Linked DNA regions of Homo sapiens: regions 1, 2, 3 and 4 are each linked to region 5. The links are chromatin loops, found by intact Hi-C in ENCODE. Cell type or tissue: heart right ventricle. All regions are shown on one strand. Region 1 overlaps PPP2R5C (protein phosphatase 2 regulatory subunit B'gamma). Region 2 overlaps PPP2R5C (protein phosphatase 2 regulatory subunit B'gamma). Region 3 overlaps PPP2R5C (protein phosphatase 2 regulatory subunit B'gamma). Region 4 overlaps PPP2R5C (protein phosphatase 2 regulatory subunit B'gamma). Region 5 overlaps PPP2R5C (protein phosphatase 2 regulatory subunit B'gamma).

The links. A loop is a pair of places that touch in the nucleus more often than their neighbours do. Peaks named below come from ENCODE experiments on the same cell type or tissue, not always from the same donor. Only the 100,000 strongest peaks of a DNase experiment are listed, where the experiment ranks them.
Region 1: it touches region 5 in a loop (3-fold over the local background); 10 of 110 quality-filtered maps call a loop at or near these places.
Region 2: it touches region 5 in a loop (2.9-fold over the local background); 36 of 110 quality-filtered maps call a loop at or near these places.
Region 3: a loop joins it to region 5, with 2.9 times the contacts of the local background. A loop is called at or near these places in 29 of 110 quality-filtered maps.
Region 4: it touches region 5 in a loop (3-fold over the local background); 46 of 110 quality-filtered maps call a loop at or near these places.

The regions. Positions count from the first base shown.
Region 1 is chr14:101,925,726-101,929,725 of GRCh38, reverse strand. It overlaps PPP2R5C (protein phosphatase 2 regulatory subunit B'gamma), which reads right to left. Exons shown (of 16, transcript NM_001352913.2): 16 at 1,749-4,000. Among named protein-coding and RNA genes, the nearest start is that of DYNC1H1, 37 kb to the left of the region's middle. RefSeq lists enhancers at 636-1,136, 1,137-1,637. In heart right ventricle, no CTCF peak of the experiment used is centred here; DNase peaks (open chromatin) are centred at 1,061 and 1,655; H3K27ac peaks cover 3,553 bases.
Region 2 is chr14:101,841,579-101,845,578 of GRCh38, reverse strand. The region is part of intron 3 of PPP2R5C (protein phosphatase 2 regulatory subunit B'gamma); the gene reads right to left. It also overlaps the pseudogene NPM1P20. Among named protein-coding and RNA genes, the nearest start is that of PPP2R5C, 82 kb to the right of the region's middle. RefSeq lists enhancers at 1,002-1,101, 1,742-1,891. In heart right ventricle, a CTCF peak has its summit at 1,756; a DNase peak (open chromatin) is centred at 1,731; H3K27ac peaks cover 2,645 bases.
Region 3 is chr14:101,875,204-101,879,203 of GRCh38, reverse strand. The region is part of intron 4 of PPP2R5C (protein phosphatase 2 regulatory subunit B'gamma); the gene reads right to left. Among named protein-coding and RNA genes, the nearest start is that of DYNC1H1, 87 kb to the left of the region's middle. RefSeq lists enhancers at 346-495, 2,714-2,783 and a silencer at 3,104-3,173. In heart right ventricle, no CTCF peak of the experiment used is centred here; a DNase peak (open chromatin) is centred at 2,463; H3K4me3 peaks cover 549 bases; H3K27ac peaks cover 4,000 bases.
Region 4 is chr14:101,887,671-101,891,670 of GRCh38, reverse strand. It overlaps PPP2R5C (protein phosphatase 2 regulatory subunit B'gamma), which reads right to left. Exons shown (of 16, transcript NM_001352913.2): 8 at 1,375-1,434. Among named protein-coding and RNA genes, the nearest start is that of DYNC1H1, 75 kb to the left of the region's middle. In heart right ventricle, a CTCF peak has its summit at 1,501; no DNase peak of the experiment used is centred here; H3K27ac peaks cover 139 bases.
Region 5 is chr14:101,769,090-101,773,089 of GRCh38, reverse strand. All of the region lies in intron 2 of PPP2R5C (protein phosphatase 2 regulatory subunit B'gamma), which reads right to left. Among named protein-coding and RNA genes, the nearest start is that of PPP2R5C, 9.4 kb to the right of the region's middle. In heart right ventricle, a CTCF peak has its summit at 1,986; a DNase peak (open chromatin) is centred at 2,052; H3K27ac peaks cover 622 bases.

The DNA.
Region 1 (4,000 bases), 160 kb before region 5:
GCCCCTTTCCTGATCCGTCCTTTTTCCTTTAAATGCAGAAGCCTCTCTTTTTCTCCCCCAGAGCATTTCTCAAGGCAACTTGGAAGTGTTTCCTAGGCCGCAGCTCTCAACCTTGGCCCAAATAAGCTCTCTCCCTGTATTTTCTTTTTGAGACAAGGTGTTGCTCTGTCGCCCAGGCTGGCATGCAGTAGTGAGATGACGGCTCACTGCAGTCTCAACCTGTTGGGCTCAAGTGATCCTCCCACCTCAGCCTCCTGAGTAGCTGGGATTGCCGACATGAGCCGTGGGGCCTGGCCTCTCCCTATATTAATTTGTCTCAGTTTCTTCCTTTAGGTTGACAATACCGTAACTTCACACTGTCCACCTGGGTGTGTTCCTTATGGCCTGGCGTGGTGCTGCGGGCATGTCCCCAGGCCCTCACCTGTGTTCACCGTCACCCATGATGCTGCCCATCTAGAAGGCATTTCCACCATGTAACATGACGGTCGGGGCTTGGACCCCAGGCCACACTGCTTGGGTCGAAACCTGGCTCCACTCAATATTTGTGTGACCTCGGTCAAGTGACTTCACCTTTGTGTGCCTCAGTTTCCTCATTTGTGAATGAGGATAATAGTAGTAAATTATTTGGTGGGTTGTGAGAACTAAGTAAATTAACCCAGGGAAATGAGGCACCCACCACAGCTCCTGGCATAAAGGCAGTGCTAAGAAATATGAGTTCTCCTTGTCATTACTGCTGATGGGTGCTGCCAACCCTCACGGAAGGAGACACGAAGCCAGTACAGTTTTGCCTTTATGCTTCTTGCTACCCCAAAATAGCAGCAGCATGCAGCTGGGCTGAAATCGCAGCATGCCTCTGTGAGTGAGTCCTCTCGAACTCTCGTGCTGTAGGAAGTTACTAAACACCAGGTTTCCTCCAATTTTAAGATGAGGGATAAGGACCGCAGCGGGCGAGCATCTAGTCTGCGGAAACATCGACGTGAGTAGCGGTGCAGGATGTGAAGTCTTCTGGCTGGCGAGTCCACTTTTAGGTGGAAGTGGGGCATGTGCGGTTCTTCGAAACAGCCAGCAAAGTTACCGGACCCTTGGGCGAAGGCCACACTCTGCCTGGGTCTCAGCCTCGTCCACGTGCCCCCAGCTGCAGAGTGACGGCGTCTGCACCTCTGTCAGTGCGAAGGGAGCACAGACGCCACTGGGTAGAGAAGGAAGCTAAGCACAGAGCTTGCCCTCCCACGCCAGCCGGCGTGCTGACCACACGCAGCTATGGAGAGGTGAGGTTATAACCACGACACGAGCAGATAACACTTTAGTCCTGTTTCCATGGGCTTCTCGCAAGAGCATCAGCGAGGATAATGATCTCTCCACTGAGGAGGAGGTGGGCGAACTAGGATCCTAAATTCATACTTTCAGCAATTCCCTATTTTCAAGACTTTCATTTCTATAAATTGTATTGATTCACCTTTTCTTACTCAAAAAAAGCCCCAAAACCCAAACCAAACCAAGAGGCGGTCTATAAAAAGTCACACTGCCTTTTCCACTAAGTAAGTAAAAAAATCAGTGGATAGACTTAGCTTTGAACAGCTGTGGCTAGCATCTGGCGCAGCCAGCGCTCCAGGCGGGCTGGATGGAGATGGCCAGCCCCTCTGCAGTCAGCGTCCCTGTGTGTGGGCGGCCCTGACCTAACGGGAACCCGATAACGTCAGAGCCAGCTTGCTCAACACCATGGCTAAATTTAGTTTCATGATGAGCAATAAAATTCACATGTTCTTTATTTAGTCCATATGATACACCGTTTTTTAGAGTTTTTGAAAATTAGATAAAAGAGCATATTAAATGGCAAGTGTATGAAGTTTCTCTTCATAAACAATGTCAAAACAAAAAGTTTTGAATTACAAAATGTTAAAAAATATGTCGGTACTTAACATTTCACTAATGCATAAAGTTACAGATATTTTCTAAAGAAAAATAATTGTGCCACTTACCTATATTTGCTGTTTCTATGAACTTTTTTATTCTGTACATAGGACATTTTGTACAAAATATGAAGTCTACATTTTTATTACTTATTACCATAAAACAAAGATACAATGTATGTACAATATTAAAAGGAAGCCATACTAAAGCCACACTAAAAAGACACTTGGAATAGTGACATTTCTGATGTACAGATACATTTTGGAAAGAGTGAAGATGCCAAACGCAGAACTTTATGAAGAAAAACAGTCACCGGTTTATTTTCAATGTAGTACTTTTGAAATCAGTTTGGTACAGAATAAACAGTCTCTATACAATGATATGTAAGCTGACAATTAGCACAGGAGTCCGAGTACTAACTAGGGAAACTTTAGGAGGCCAAAATATTAAGTAATACTCTTGCCAAAGAAAATTAGTTTCTCTGAAAACTTTTATTTTTCTTTTTGGTGAGTGTTTGTCTTCAATAAAGAGCAGAAAGAAAACCTAGACAAAAAGATGTTCTTACACACTGAGCTTTACACAGTCACCCAAACATTGATATTTTGCTTTTTCCCGAGGGCAAAAAGAGAGTCTTCCCAGAAACCTCTCTCACAAACATACTGAACATCCAAAATCAAGGATATTTGAGAATCTATCAGCTAAAGACGGAAGTTCAAACAATGGTATATCAAAATACATAAGACGCTGCTTTATACAATAAAAAGCACCCTTTTTCCCTCAAAAGGAGAAGGCATCTAAACTGTTTTTTTTAATGATAGTTTTCATAATGGTAAAATGGAGAGATACTTGTCAAGTTTCTCAGGAAGTATTCATCTCACAAAGCGGACTTGTCCACTTTTAGCTGGGGCAATCTTCGCATTTCATACCTGCACTTGCTCTTACCACAAGAAGTCCCCTCCCCCCAGGTGATTTTCCTCCAAGACACGAGGACAGAAGCATTGCCAGTGGCTTGAAGTGACAGCAGTGGGCAGGAGGTACCAGAGCTGCACAAGGAGCAGTGTCTGCTTCTCACTATCTTTGAAAGGATACCCGAGACCTCGATGAAAAAACAGATCCTAAAATAAGCCACATTTTGTCTTTTATGCCTCAAGACACTTAACATTAAGTTATATAATCTTATGCCAGAGATGAAAGAAACTAGATCACGTGTTTAGAATAGCAGTACACATCTCAAGTAGCTTTCAAGCAGGATAAATAAGTCAAAATACTGGCCACCCTGAGAGAAATAAAGAATAGACAAAGCACTAAGTTTAAAGATTTTTCTCCTTGTGCTATTCCATCTAAAACAAAAGCTCAGTACATGCAAGGAACTCTGTGGAATATATAGCAGCATGTGAAGACCGATGAAAACTCAGACACTGTATTTTCCTTACAAGGTGTTGATAACGTGAGCTCTTTTCAACAGAAAGAGCTCCACTAAACGTCATCCTCGCTGGTGCCTCCTCCAAGCTCTCAGAACAGCACTGCAGCCTTCAGTGAAGGCAGCGGCAGTGCCGGCCCCGTGCAATGCTGTTGTGTTACTTTATGCTTAAAGGCGCTGCAGTTTGCATTAGGCTAAGAACTGGCTTAACTCAAAATGATTTTGCTCTAACTTTCCATAAAATGTGGAATTCTTAGAGACTATAATTTTATTAATTCAAGAGCCTTGTTGAAGGGCAACAATGTTTAAGTTGACGGAAACGAAATCTGCAAATAAAAATATTAACACATAATTTTAAAACTCCAATTTCTGTCAAGGTAGACAGAGCAAGCTCTTTTAAGATAAATTTCAGAGCAATCTCTTTTAAAATAAATCTCTTCTACAGGCTTACTCCTGGAATCCTGGAGTACCACAGACTTGGAAATATGGCTTTAGGTACACACAAGAGAAGGAGACACGGTGTTCATGTCACTCATCAAAGTGAAGAGACCCCTTAGAAAATACCAGCGGCTGAGGATTGTCATTTGCCCAGTACGTTGCGTGAGAACTCGAAAGCAAAGAGCCATTTCACTGAGATTGAAAAACAAACAAAACGAGAACTGCTGGCGT
Region 2 (4,000 bases), 72 kb before region 5:
AGATATTTTTCATTTCAAAAGGCAGTGGTTGAAGCTAAATTCTAGTTCATTCATGCTTTCCGCCCATGAAGACTGGCAGCTTCTACCAGGGAATGGGTGGGGAAGGGTGGGGTGGAGTGGAGTGGAGAGGCGCCCCGGATGGAGAGAAGTCAGGCTGAAATAGGCAAAGGCCAGGAGAGGCTGCTTTCCTCGGAAAAGCTCTTCAGTGAATTTTTCAGTAAAGGGAGTCATATGGAAGAACAAACTGACTCCCGGTTCAGACTCTGCCAAATCAGAACATGGTAAAGTCATGAAATTATTCTCAGCCTCAGGTTCCTCAGCTGTAAAATCTCCTGTGGACACACATGCACATTCAGAATGAACCTTCACTCCGGCTGCAGGCAACAAGAGGAATTCAACGGTGTTAGCTGAATTGGAAGATTCAATTTTTTTTTTTTTTTAAACAGGGAAAGGTTGAGACAGGTCAAACAAACTCCTAGGGATAAAGATATAAATCCAGCACAGCATTATTTCCAGATACAGGCCATATTTCCCACATAGGACTCTAGTTCTAGAAAGCCTTGGGGAGAACAGGCACCCAGGGCACTGATTACTAAATGCTCAACACCCTTCGTGCAGCCCGTTATCGCTTCATCTTCCACTTTCACTAGCATGACTGGTGAAATACTGAATGTTAACAATATTACTGCACCTGGTGACAAGAAGCTCCAACAATGCAGTAGCTCATTTATCCAAAGAACAAAGGCAGGTACTGTCTCAGGAAAAGTAACAGCTCTTAACATTTGACAAGAAGATGTAATAAGTTCTTTTCAATTCCATCTTGAAATTGATTCCAGAACCTTCAATATGTTTACCAGCAGACAAAGCAGTGTAGAGGTGTGAAAAAGATACACTGAAAATACACACACTTTTCCAGGCCCTTTTTATGTTCTCTACTTCCTTTCTCCATGTCTCAGACAGAGGAGGTTCAAGTGCTTCCTTCTAGACACGAACTCTTGCTGAAACTTGGCTCTTCCTTCAAATGACGTCCAGCCCGGGGATGACAGCAGGGAGGGTCGGTGACAGACACAACCCAATGAGCATGCGGCCTGTGTGCCAGGACCTACCGGGCCCTGCGGTGCTGCCGGAGCTCCAGCCTTGCAGGGGCAGCCGGGGGATCAGGGCCACAGAGCAACACGGGTACCATGTCACGTGCCAGAAACCACGATATCAGAACTGTGTGCACGTGTGTGTCCAATCTCTGGGGAGGTGAGACAGAGAGAAACCAGTGCCAGACCGCTCCGGCCCCTCCCGCAAGCTGCCAGCCTCCTCGAACTTGTCAAATACCCACCGTTCCACTCTCTAAGATTCGAATTAGTTACCTGGTATTGGTATTAACCTACTTTGCGTTCTGGCCTCCACCTCACCTGGCCATCAACTCAAAAAAAAAAAAAAAACAAAAAAAACACCAAAAACAGATAATCACTTTAAGATGGATGATGATGAAAATGAGCACTAGCTATCTTTAAGAATGATCGTAGGGGCAAAGGATGAATTGTGCATTGTTGAAGCAGAGGCAATGAATGATGAAGGTAGTCCGATTACGGTAACACTGATGGCTTTGAAAACATCTGTACAGCCAAGGGCTTCCCTTGGGCTATGAAATACCACCACCTGTGGCGTTGTGGGTGAAGTGTGGTTCAGGGCCCGTGTGTATCAATGGATGGCACTTAGTAGCTGGGGAGGAAGATGCAGAGTCAGAGACAGGAGGATGTGAAACTCTTCAGAATATCTGGAAAGCGATCTCCCCCTGGAGGTGGCAGCAAGGTTCCACAGAAAAAAGTAAAATTTGCTGTTGCTGAAGATGATGATGATGATGATAAGGAAACTGAAGACAAATCTCCAGTGAAGAAATCTATACGAGATACTCTACCCAATCATGCACAACAATCAAACCAGAATGGAAAAGACTCCAAGTCACCAATGTCAAGAAAAGGTCAGGAATCCTTCAAAAAATAGGAAAATACTCCTAAAACACCAGAAGAACCTAGTTCTGCAGAAGACATTAAAGCAAACATGCAGCCAAGTATAGCAAAAGGTGGTTCTCTTTTCAGAGTGGAAGCCAAGAAAATCAATTATGTGAATGGCTTCTGGATGACTGACTAGGGGGCTATTCAAGATCTCTGGCAGGGCAGGAAGTCTCTTTAAGAAAATAAACAGTTAAAAATGTTCCATCTTATTTCGTATCTCTAACAGTTGATATCTGGCAGTCCTTTTTATAATGCAGAATGAGAACTTTCCCTACCATGTTTGATCAATGCTGTCCAGGTTCCATTGCCAAGAATATGTTGTTCCCAAATGCCAGTTTGTTTTAGATAGGGTCTTGCTCTGTCACCCAGGCGGGAGTGCAGTGGTGTGATCACAGCTCACTGTAGCCTCAACTTCCTGGGCTCAAGCGATCCTCCCACCCCAGCCTCCCAAGCAGTTAGAACCACAGGCACATGCCACCACTCCTGGCTAATCTTTTTATTTTTTTGTAGAAGACAGAGTCTTGCTGTGTTGCCCAGGTTGGTCTTGAACTCCTGGGCTCAATCAATCTTTCCCCTCTGGCCTACCAAAGTGCTGGGATTACAGGTGTGAGCCACTGTGCCCAGCCCAAAATGCCTGTTTAGTTATTAAAGATGGAACTCCACTCTCTGCTTGGTTTTAAGTATGTATGGTTTTAAGTAAGTATGATAGGACATAGTAGTAGCGGTGATCAGACACGGAAATGGTGGGGAGATAAAAAAAATACATGCGAAATAAAACTCAGTATTTTAATAAAGTAAAAAAAAAAAAAAAAGAAAAAAGACACATCACTCCCATCCATGCCCTCCCGAGCTAAGGCTGGTCTACCCATGCCAGGTGTGAGCAGGCACCACGGCCACGCTGCTCTCAGGGGACTGACCACACCTGGGAAGGGCTGGACATAGATGCATGACCTGGAGGATGATTCTGGGATAGAAGCAGGCGCCCCTCAGGTGGTGACTCACAGCTCCCCAGTACAGTACCCTCATGCCTGTCACCAGCACACCTGGGTGGGGACCCTGATGAGTGCACGCAGAGCACCCCGGTTGGGGCCGAACCCCAGCTTGCTCCTCACTCCCCTTTCCTCAGGATGCTCCAGTGGCCGCTCACCAGGCAGGAAAGCAAACCAACAAGCAACGTAGCCACTGAGAGCCCACGGGCGCTCCTGCCCTCTCCTCCTGTTTCAGTGGGGACTTGAGGGGGCAGGCTGCACCCGGAAACCTTGGCTTTCGATCGCTTTCTCAAAGGGCCCATCATATCACACTCCCTAAGTAACACGACTGTAATATGGCTGGCCGGTTATTCAAGAGGTTTACCAGCTAAAAGGTTCATTTTTCCACTGGAGAAGATACGTCACCTAAAGATTTGATATTTTTATTATTCATGGAAATGAGTAACATTCTAGTGTTTGGGTAAGTGTTGAAAGACAGGGGACCCTTCTCTACCCATAAGTCTGCGCTGCCACTGAACTTCTGTTTTCCTGACACAGCAGGGTTTGGTGGGGGGAACCTGCAGGTATAACGAGGGCTCTGGGGGGCCTCCGTGAGCTGGACTCTCCACAGGAGCCGCAAAAGGTGGCACTAGAAATCAGGTGCCAAGAAGCTCCATGGGGAGCTGAGAGCTCAGTGGTCTCTGAAGGAGGAGGCGCTCCCCACCTTCCAGACTAAGCCTAGGGCAGCCTGTGAGGGACTGCACGACTCCAGCCTCCTGGCTGTCCACCTGGCCCTGGAGCCCTGCTCCCTGACCTGGCCCCACTGCCCCAGTTGGCCTCAAAGGGTCCCCTTTGACAGGTGCTCCCCTCCCCTGCCTCCCAGAAGCATGGCCGATCCTCTGCCTTACTCTCTACGGCTTTTGTGTCTGCGACTGGAAGGTTTCGTTTCAAAAAGAACACCAACACCACAGTGACCGTGGGCAACCCCCTTTCCTCGCCCCACCTCCTCAGGTGAGGACTGAC
Region 3 (4,000 bases), 110 kb before region 5:
TGCTCTGGGTTCTGCTCAAAGCCCCGGGGGAGGGCGGGCAAGAGGGGCTCGGAGCCACCCTTGCTTCCCCTCCTCTCCCACAGCATGTCCCTCCCTGGCCAGGCTGCCTGGGGTGCGGCTTAGATGCCATTTGCAGAGGGTCTGAGATGAAAGCTTTAACCTAGATTGGATTTCTGTGACCAGGGATGACTAAGAAGTTAACCAACTTGCCTAAGATGTTATTTAGGCACAGGAAAGTGTGATTTCACCCATCGTGGTTAAAGGCGATAACTGAAAAAAAGTAAAATGTCCCCGACTGTGCCAGCTGGCCGTATGTGTCAACCCGGCTAGGCCACAGTGCCCAGCTGTCCAAACACTGCTGTGGGTGTTCCTGTGAAGGCATTTTATAGATGTGGTTAACACCTATAATCAATGGACTTCAAGTAGCGATCACTCTTGAGAATGTGGGGGCTTCAACCAGTCAGCTGAGAGGCCTGTGAGACCCAAACTGCAGCTTCTCTGAGGAGAGTCCACCTGCGGCCTGCAGTGTCCACCACGGCCAAGTCTCGTGCCCGCTGCCTGTCCACGGAGTCCAGACCTGCCCGCTGGACTCACCCACTGCAGAAGGCAAGTCCTTGAGATCTCAATCTCTGTCTCTCCTGCTGTTTCTCTGCACAGCCCTGACTGAGGCACCCAGTCAGCTGAGATTCCTAAGTAAACTGGTGGTTTCTACTAGCAGGAAAGCTAGTGATTAGGGTTTCCAGTTGAAGCTCTCCCGCACAGTGACAGTCAGCCCAGCAGCTAGGCCCCGTCTCAAACACCTGCACACTCACTGAATCCTTGATGCTGAGCTGAGGGCCTGCAAGGTGACTCAGATGGCTTGCTCTGAACACAATGTCCTCTTTTCAGTGTCTGTCATGGACTCAATGCTTGTGGCCTCCCTTCCTCACATTCATGTTAAAGACCTAAACCCTGGTGTGGCTGGATTTGGAGATGGGTCCTCAGAGAAAATAATGAAGGGTGAATGAAGTCATAAGTGGGGCCTTGGCCCTCCAGGATTAGTGTCTTTGTAAGGAGGGATGGTAGAAGGCTCACACTCGCCTTCTCTGCACTTGCTCGGAGCAAAGGCCATGGGAGGGCACAGTGGCCGTCTGCAAGCCAGAAAAGGCCCTCAGCAGGGAACAAACCCTGCTACACCCTTGAGTTTAGACTTTCCAGCCTCTAGAATGGAGAGAAGACACATTTCTGTGGTTTAAGCCACCAGCCTGTGGTATTTTCTTACGGCAGCCTGAGCAGACTGATACAGCGTCCTTGACTGATGACCGACCTAGGTCCGGGAAGGTTCATTCCAGGCCAATTCTGATTGATTGAAAGTCATTTCTCATGTGTAAGGAAAAAAACTTGCACTCCTAACTTCTACACACCTTTCTTACCACATTACATTGCATTAATTTAGTGCATATCTCTAGAAAAGGTTAAGTAAAAAGTAATACTGGGGCGGGGGGAAGGAACAGAGGGCCAACGGTCTATCACCTCAAATTCTTCTTGGGTTTCTGACCTAGCAACATTTCTTAACACAAAAGCTGCAGGGGCGAATCAGGGGCAGGAGCCCCAGGTACAGAAACCTGGGGTGCTGATGTCTGTGTGCAAATGTCACTGCCATGCTACCTGGATGCATGGATCCGGTCTGAGGAAACAGAGAAGACATCAACGTTATGCAGTGAACACCAAAGAAGCTCTGAGGTCTAAGGAGTCCCGGGTCTTCTGGGCAGCACACAGGGTCACTGTGATCTCTCAAATGAGACCTACGGATCCAGCGCACACCCAGAGGCACAGACGCAGAATCACGCTGCCCAACAAAGGCAGCACAGCCTCATGGAAACAGTCTCTCTACACCCTCTTCCCACCTAGAAGAAGGACCTCAGACCAAACAGCCTGCCTGAGCCTCAATTTTCTCCTCCATTGGAAAGGGTAAAGGCCAGGCGCGGTGACTCATGCCTGTAATCCCAGCACTTTGGGAGGCCGAGGCGGGTGGATCACTTGAGGTCAAGAGTTCAAGAGCAGCCTAGCCAACATGGTGAAACCCCATCTCCACTAAAAATACAAAACTTAGCTGGGTGTGGTGGTGGGTGCCTGTAATCCCAGCTACTCGGGAGGCTGAGGCAGGAGAATCACTTGAATCTGGGAGGTGGAAGTTGCAGTGAACCGAGATTGCACCACTGCACTCCAGCCTGGGCAATAGAGTGAGACTCCATCTCAAAAAAAAAAAAAAAAAAAAAAAAAAGCGTAAATCCTTTTTTTATTTTTTGCATTGGGCTGTGGTGAGAATCACAGAAAACACATGCAACAGCACTTACTAAATGGGAAAACATTATGCACGAACAGTTAGCATTACACAGCACTTCCCAAACGTTTCTGACTGTTTGACCTCCACATGAAAATAATGGCACGCACGTGAGTGCATACGTATGTCTGCATGTGATTCACACGGCCCCATCTGTGCCAGGACCGTCTCTGGTTAATATCAGGAAGCACCTGCTTCTGCTGCCTCCCTGACACTTCCACTTTCAGTACTTACATCAGTCCTGCAGATGTTCTCCAAATTGCTAAATTTATTAAATTAGATGTAAACTAGAATGGCCCAAGAAGCAACTTTACGGAAAATTCTTACAATTCAGCAATATCATGCAGCCTTTCTGTATGTGTTATCATTCATTACCAATGAGTGAATATTTATGCCGTAACATAACTGCAGCAGTGTAACATATAAAAATTTTAAGACATGAAGGGATACATTAAAAAAAAAAACCGCTGACAGTCTAACTTTAGAGGCAACAGGAAAGAAAGGTTTGATTATTTACAGTTCTCTGTTCAAAACCACAAGGGTTATTCTGTTATTTATTCTCTGTTTTATTCATGTCAACAGGATTTATAACAGATGAATCCATCAAAGGCCAAATTACAGTTACTGCAGAACACTTCCTCCTGTGATGGAACTGTTAGGTTCTACGAGTCATATTGCTAAGAGATACATTTCTGGGAAGGGCAGAAAGTGTTAAGCCCCTTCGCAATATATATATATTTAAGTACAAAATTGTCATTTGTTTGCAAATGATATAGCTGGAAAACAGAAGCAACAGACAGACCATCACAACTAGACTACCACATGCAAATATCAAAAATATGAAACCAACAGCAACCACCTTTCCACTAACAATTAAGCAAATACAAAAAAGAAACAGAGACGAAGACTCCAGCTACCCAGACACAAAAACTACAAAGTGCCTGGGAATTACTGACCTAGTTACAAGGCCTTGATGGAGAAAGCAGAAAACTCTAATAAAAGGCACTGAAGAATGCCCGAAAAAACGGAGGAACCTTTGATGTGGAATGAGATCATATTACAAAGATGGAACTTCGCAGAGCAATGTATAAAGCAGACACAATCTTAAACTGAATTTTTGATGAACTCAATGAACTTAACCTAAAATTTAGGTAGAATAGTAAAAATCGTAGTAGCAGTCTTAAAGGGAGATACTACCCCTTTCCCCATTTGTAAAGTGAGTTTGAATCTGCTTTCATGGCACCAGAACTCAGCTATCATCTAGAGAACATAAATGCACAGCAATCCCAGCACCTACCACTGTGCCTGGCACCTAGGAGGTCCTCAAACACTTGCTGAGAGTAAATGGATCCTGGGAAAAGCACGCATCAGTCACCTTATTAACTGCAACACCAATTAATTACCTGGAAACTGTGAAAAATGTCTCATTAAACCTTTACGTCTCAGCTGCAAAATAATTACAGTCCTAATTGGGCCCCTAATTTTAAGCTCTTCTATGATGCTGTACATTTTCTTTGGAATATTTATCTCAAGTATGACTGGGTGGCCGGGAAGTCCTTGGTTTAATATCTTCCTGCTGGCCCTGGCACACAATGAGTGCTCGGCAGTGAAGAGAGGTAAGGGAGAGCAGAGCCTTCTTCCCACAAATCTACCTCGCGCTTCCTCCACAGCAAGAGC
Region 4 (4,000 bases), 120 kb before region 5:
TCTGGAAGAAGGATAAAACTAATCAGCCTCTCGGCGGGAGCTGCCCGGCGGCCCTATGCACACGGGGGCCCTACGCACACGGCATGGCGGGCTGTGGAACACATGTCATACAGCGCTCCGGTCCCTGCAACAACCTAGGAGGGAAATGCGAGGATGCGCCTATCTTACAGAAGTACCTGCCCATGGTCACACATCTAGTAAGAGAGGCATCCTCTTCACCACTCACTGCACTGCACTGAGGGAGAAACCCCGCCCAAGTTTGTCTAAACTAAAAGAATTGTCAGCGAGGACATTTTTTCAAATTACATCTAAAGTGGCAAGAATAGCTTTTCTCAGAACTACTGGGCAGGACCTGATCCACCCTGAGAAGAGAGTCTTGTGCTCAGGAGCTGCAGAGCGTCACTAGATCCATCCAGAGTGCCAGACTTCTCCACCACAGGCTCCTGAGAACCCGGAACTGCCCATCTACACTACATCCCTAAAAAGGTGCAGGAAAAAGCACTTCCACACTTACTAACCATGGGACCCTGAGGAACTCTGGGAAACAGTGGGTTAGAAGGTCTAATATAAAATCTACGGGTTATCAATTAAATAAAAGTGGCCGGGCGTGGTGGCTCATGCCTGTAATCTCAGCACTTTGGGAGGTGAGGCGGGCAGATCACCTGAGGCCAGCAGTTCGAGACCAGCCTGGGCAACATGGTGAAACCCCATCTCCACTAAAAATACAAAAATTAGCCAGGCATGGTGGCGGGCACCTGTAGTCCCAGCTACTCGGGAGGCTGAGGCAGCAGAATCGTTTGAACCAGGGAAGCAGAGATTGCAGTGAGCCGAGATCGTGCCACTGTACTTGAGCCTGGGTGCCAGAGCAAGAGTCTCAAAAAGAAAAAAAAAAAAAAAAAAAAAAAAGGGCAACTAAAAACTTTACTTGGATAAAGATGATGAAAGTTTTGAAATGTTAATTATTTTATAAATATACATATAAAAAACTGAAGTAATTAAAAATATTAGCATTTACATGATACCCCAAATGTACAATCTATTCTTCTTTCAAGCTTCTAATATAAACCTTCTTAGGTTAACTATTTTTAACATTGCTCTTGAGGAAATAACTGGAATTGTGTTTCCATAGTAATGATACTGAGGTATACGAAGTAGAATCTACGTACAGAACCATAAAAATGGGAGAGATTTGTCATTTGGCGTGCTCTAATCTAAGAGCTCACCAACTCCTGCTTTCAGTGAAATTGTATTTGAATTCTTTTAGAGAATGGTTTAAACTGCCTTGCTTTAAAGCGGGCAGCTGGACTCAATGAAATGGATCACTCTGGTATAAATTCCATCTACAGCCGTTTGCTACCCATAACAGAGGCTTACCTTCCCAATATTTCCAGTAACTCTGCTATGCCATTATGATGCTCTGTTTCATAAATAAACCTAGAAAAAACAATTTTCCCATTAGAATTAGACACTGAACTAACCTGAATAAGAAAACAATGCTCTAGGAGGAGCCATGGAGCCAGGCAACAAGAAGCGCATCTATTTGTGCAAACACTGCTCGTGGTGAGCAAGCAGCCCTTCAGGAACCAAAGAAACTCCTCAAGGCCTGCAGCTGTAAATGCCTCGAGGGCAGAGAACTTGGTCTTGCACGAATTTTTTTCTCAATATTTTATTTTGGAAAATTTCAAGCATCTAGGAAAACGGAAAGAATTCTACAGTGAACACCCATTTCAACCACCAGATTCGACCACGAGCAATGTGCTCCATCTGCTTGATCACACGCACATCTGTTCATCCATCTTTTACTCGTTCATTAATCCATCTTACGTTTTTGCTGTATTTCAACATAGGCCAATGTCTTACTTAATTTTAAAGCCCGCAATATTTAGCACAGTTCCTGCAAAGGGTAGAAGTGATTCCTGAACTCCTCTTATTCTACCTGCCCAGTTCCCCACTGACACCCACACGCATCCTCCGTGCTGTCTCAGGTGCGATCTTTCTGAAGCACCCATCTGCGACAGACCCAGCTCCCTTCCTCTGAGACATCTCTGTCCACTGCGCCTGCTTCTAGGGGAGCCCCAGGACACGCACCCTACCCTCTGTGCCAGCCTGTCTCCCTCCAGATGGGGCCACTGCAAAGACAGGGCCAAGGACTTCTCGTGACTATGTTCCCAGGGCTAGGAGCAAGCCTGGCATCTGTTTGATGCTGAAAACACGTCTGCTGAATAAACCGGGCACAAAGAGAGGGAACAGGGACATGTTAGGAAACAGGAAAATGTCCTCCCCGCAAAGGGCTCCTACAGAAACAAAGAAGCCTCTCCTGCCCCAAGCCTCGTGCACCTGGGATTGGTCTAGAGCAGTCCACGAGGGGTATCCTGCATGCAGTGAGAGGGTCTGAAAGATCCCTGCCCATCAGATGAAAACCATTTGATTAGAGACCGCTCTAAGCCAAAAATAAGTTTGAGAAGATTAAAAAATTCAACTCTGAAATTTCGTTCACTTTGTTTGAAACAAATGAAATAGTGTGACCTTAACATCCACAGATGTGAAATATTTTTCAAGAATGGGTCTTAACATTTCTATGTTCCCAAACATCAGAATGCACTGAGAGGTGGTGCTTGAATTGGGTACTGAAGGAGGATTTTCACAGATTTTTTTTTTTTATATGGCAGTGTGGAGAGGGAGAAGAACTCGTTTGGCTGGAACAAAGGTCTGTGCCGTGGAGTGGGGTGGGCAAGATGCATGGAGAGGCTGGAAGGCCAGCTTAGAAAAGCCGAAATCTGGCCGGGCACAGTGGCTCATGCCTGTAATCCCAGCACTTTGGGAGGCTGAAGCAGGTGGATCACCTGAGGTCAGGAGTTCAAGACGGGCCTGGCCAACATGGCAAAACTCCACCTCTACTAAATATATAAAAATTAGCCGGGCATGGTGGCACATGCCTGTAATCCCACATATGTGGGAGGCTGAGGTGGGAGGATCACTTGAACCTGGAAGATGGAGGTTGCAGTGAGCTGAGATGGCGCCACTGCATTCCAGCCTGGGCAACAGAGACCCTGTTTCAAAACAAAAAACAAAACAAAACAAAACAAAACAACACAACAGAAAAACTGAGATCTGCTCTTGCAGGAACCAGGAAGCAGAACCTTTAGCAGGGAGACCCAGTAGCACAACAATGCAGGTGGCCAAAGCCTAAGAGGGAGGGAGGGACGTTACCAGGGCAGAGCTCAGTGCCGTGGGTGACAGGAACGACACTGGTGCCATGACAAGAAACAGAAAATGCTCGCACCTGGTGTCCCTCAGCCTGCACCTACCCTGAGGCTTGGAAGCTGTGACCAAGCAGAAGTCAGTCTGTGTGTGTCTACACCGAGAGGTGCTTTAATTTACGAAACTCACCCTGCAGGCTCCCTTTGCATACACGGCAGCCGTGTGGCTTCAGTTTACTATTCCTCTCGCATGGACCTTGGAGAGCTGTGATCTGGGCCTCTCCGAGACAAAGACCCCTGGACCCCTTCTGGTCTAGATCCATCAGCTTTAACATTTACATAAGGATGGCTTGCAGTTATAAGCCATTTTGTTTTCCTAAATCAACATTACTACATTCTTACTGATAAATTCTTAATTTCTAATTTTTTAAACCTGCTTTGATGTAGGCAGAAGAAAGAAGAAATAAGGACAGTTCTTTTCCTTCTTCCTTTTCCAGCGGGAGACAAACAGGGACACCCTGGGAGGGAAACAGAGATCCCTGGGAGCCGGAGAGAGTGTTTCTCACTCTTTCAGCAGAAAGGGAATCAGACCCCCCAGACACTAAGCTGGGAACCTGCTGGCTATAGAAGTCTCCAGAAAGGATTCTAAATGCCTTTCCTGCCTGTATGATGTATTCTGGCCTCATGGGAAGAGGTGGACTCTATTTCTCCTTCCTCTGAAGCTGGGCTGTCCTTGTGCCCTGCTCTGACCAACACAAAGGGCAGAAGTCACTCTGCACCAGTTCCAAGCCAAACTCTTA
Region 5 (4,000 bases):
ACTGAGAATGAAGGAATCCCCTGGAGGGAAGCCGCAATGTCAGAGAAATCGGCCAAGATAAACAGGAACATGATACCGAGAGAGGGTATGATCCCTCCAGGGGACAGAAGGGGGACCTGACTCCAGAGCCCAGCCTCTGCCACATTGCACAGCTTCCGTGTTCTGGACAGTGGCCCCATTCATAATCAGCAGGACAAAGTGGCTGTGCTCTGTGAAGCAGGTCTGAGAATGGGAGGAAGGTGAAGGGAGAACCTTGATTTCCGTATTACTTTATTTTTTACTTATTTATTTTTTGAGGCGGAGTTGCATTCTGTCACCCAGGCTGGAGTGCAGTGGCGCAATCTTGGCTCACTGCAACCTCTGCCTCCTGGGTTTCAGGGATTCTCCTGCCTCAGCCTCCTGAATAGCTGGGACTGCAGGTGCATGCCACCACACTCGGCTTTTAAAAAAAATTTTTAATAGAGATGCGGTTTCACCATTTTGGCCAGGCTGGTCTCGAACTCCTGATCTTAGGTGATCCACCCGACTCGGCCTCCCAAAGTGCCAGGATTACAGGCGTGAGCCACTGCACCCAGCCGCATTACTTTATTTTTTAACCCAAAATAAATTTTGTGTTTTGAACCCAAAATAAATAAATAAATAAGAGAAAATGTCTATAAAGAAAGACTAGGAGGACAAAAGGTCGTGACTGCTCTTGGGTCTGTCCAAGTCCCGCTCCTATGGGCAATGGAGTCTTTCTCGTGTGGGTATCAGGTGTAGGCCAACCACAGACCAAGCAGTAGACAGGGCCTCCCTCTCGTCTCACCATGCATTCCCTCTTCTTCTTGCCCTCCTCTTTCCTTAATTTTATCTACTTCCTTCTCTTTTGCCAATATAAGTCTTCTCTTCCTTTAAATTTAACCTTAAATTTGATATTTCATATTAAGAAGATTGATAGGTAACAAAATAAGTTCAATTAAATTAAATACACTCCCATAAGAATTATTTTGGAAAATACTGGTAGGGTCTGAAGTAGCTCTGTCCAGCAGAACTTTCTGTGAAGCTGCAAATGTTCCACATCTGCTGGTCAACAGAGTAGCTGCTGGCCACATGTGGCTACTGAGCACTTGAAATGTGGCCCGTGCAACTGAGGGACTGAATTATTTACATAATTTTAATTTTCATTAATTTAAATTTAAATTTAAAATAGCCATATGCAGCAAACAACAAACATCTTGGCCAGGGCAGGTCTAACCCCTTCAGAGCCCCTTAGTAATTTGATATTACCACCGGGCCATGCCAGCCCTTGGTCAGAGCTAACACCTGCAGGCTGCAGGGTATCTGAAATTAATCTCTTGGGGGCCATTTTTGTGTTGTTGTTGAGATGGAGTCTCACTCTGTCACCCAGGCTGGAGTGCAGTGGTGTGATCTCAGCTCACTGCAACCTCTGCCGCCCAGGTTTTCAAGCAATTCTTATGCCTCAGCCTCCCGAGTAGCTGGGATTACAGATGCCTGCCACCAAGCCCAGCTAATTTTTGTAGTTTTAGTAGAGATAGGGTTTCACCATCTTGGCCAGGCTGGTCTTGACTCCTGACCTCATGATCCACCCGCCTGGGCCTCCCAAAGTGCTGGGATTACAGGCATGAGCCACCGTGCCCAGCTGCTCAATCTTATATTAAGGAAATATATACAAGATAGTGTGGTGGCACACACCTGTAATCCCAGCTACTTGGGAGGCTGAGGCAGGAGAATAGCTTGAACCCAGGAGGCGGAGGTTGTGGTGAGCCAAGATCGCACCACTGCACTCCAGCCTGGGCGACAGGGTGAGACTCTGTCTCAAAAAAATACACACACACACACACACACACACACACACACACACACACACGAGATGAAGAAAAAGCCAAATGCCCTTAATAAAGCATTTTTTTCCCCTTCTGGAGAGCTTAATTTCTAGGCTTGTTCTCTCACTCCCCCAGGTGGAGAACATGAAGATGACAACGCTGTTTGGATTTGGGAAGCAGCACTTCCTTCACTGCAGGAGCACTGGAGAGTCTCTGCTTAAAACAACATACTGATAGGAACGTGTGAGGTGATTAGAGAGGACACTGTGCTAAACCAGACACCGCTGTGCCCTGCCCTTTGGCAGGTACCCAGTGTTTAAGGAAACACTGGAGACCCATCTTCGAATTGAAATATTCCAGATGAATCTTCCCTGTGATTTAGGAAAACATCACCGCATTTCATGTTGGTGGCAGACTGACTCACTCAGCTCCGCTAAGGATGCAGGTGGAAACCTTTCCACCATCACATGGCAGGGCTATAAGTTGCCATTCACCCTGCTGTTGCTTTAATGTAGGAACTTTGAGCTTCTTTCTTGAACTGGAAAATTTTAGATTTCATATCATTTGCTTGATGAGCTCTTTCTAGAATTGCATATACCGTAGCGAAGCTTTTACTGAAGAGGGAGAGGAATGCTGATCTTATCTATTGGCTTTAACCATGATACACACCCTAGGGTCCAATGTGCTTTCTGGAACTCCATAATTTTATGGTAAGCCCGTGTCTCCCTAGACGCTTTAAAGCATCTGATTTTCTCACCCAAAGCTCCAGGTGGCTCTTTACATGAAATGGGTTCCATCTTGTCCCATCCACTCAAGGACAATAAGATCTAACTGAGTGGGGGCCAAGTTACTCCCAAGTACACTGGATGTCCAGAAGCAACAGGTGCTACACTTCAAAAATGATGGAAACAGCCACTACTTCAGTTCCTAACAGGTCTTTATCTCCTCAATCCTCAACACAGTGCTCGCACAGAACAAGACATGCTCAAAACAAACCCTATCTTATAAAACATATTAAATATATATGTAGCTATGCTCTACTGAGAAACATTCCCAAAATAAATTAAGAAACACAAAGCATAAAAGATCACAGAGAAACCTTTACAGTCACTGCCACATAATGACATTTCAGATAACAACAGACTGCACAAATGATGGTGGTGCCTTAGATTGTAACACCATATTTTTATGGTATCTTTTCTATGTTTAGATATACAAATTCTTGCCATTGTGTTACAGGTGCCTACAGGGTTCAGTTAAATGACATGCTGTACAGGTGTGTAGCCTGGAGTGACAGGCTATTCCATATGCCCTAGGTGTGTAGCAGACTACCACCTAGGTTTGTGTTAAGCACATGCCATCATGTTTACAAAACAACAACATTGCCTAACAACACAGCTCTCAGAACGTACCCCCTCATTAAGTGATGCATAACTGTATTTAAATGGAAATCTTATTTTGAAGTGCTTTAATTAAAATAAGATCTTATGAGGCTATACTTTTTACCACTGACCTTTTAACCAAGATCTTATGAGACTACACTTTTTTCCACTGAATATGTAAAAGAAAACTAAGAAAAAAACCAAAATACTCTACTTTTTAAAATTTTCCCAAGACATTAGAAAAAAACCTAAGTACCATAATCTTCTGCTTTAGTATACTGTTATTTATTTAAAATGAATTACACTGAATAAAAATTCTACATTAGAGTTCCCTTATTGGATCAAAAAAGTGATAAATAAGCCTCTTAATAAACAAGTTTTTTATTGTTGTTGCTAATTTACAGTATCAGAAAAATCAGCAACCTAACTGACTTCAAGGTCTCCTTTTCAGTACTTTTAAAACCCACCAACTCAATACTTCTTGACTCTAGGCCCTAATATATATGGCAAGATCAAAGAAGACTCGAGCTCAACTGATGCCTTCAAGGACTGCATCTAGCTAGGAAGGCAAGTCACAGGGGAACGAAGGTCATCTAACACAGTGTACATGACACAGAACTGCATACAGCCAGCCGCTGGTCTAGTAAGTAATTGCTATAAGCATTTAAAATATGGAAGACACACAGTCCAAGATGGTGAGAAACAGCTTCGCTGAAGTTTCTGGATAGATGAGCTTGAGTTGGAGCTAAAAAGATGAAAGGGGCTGGGCACAGTGGCTCACGCCTGTAATCCCAG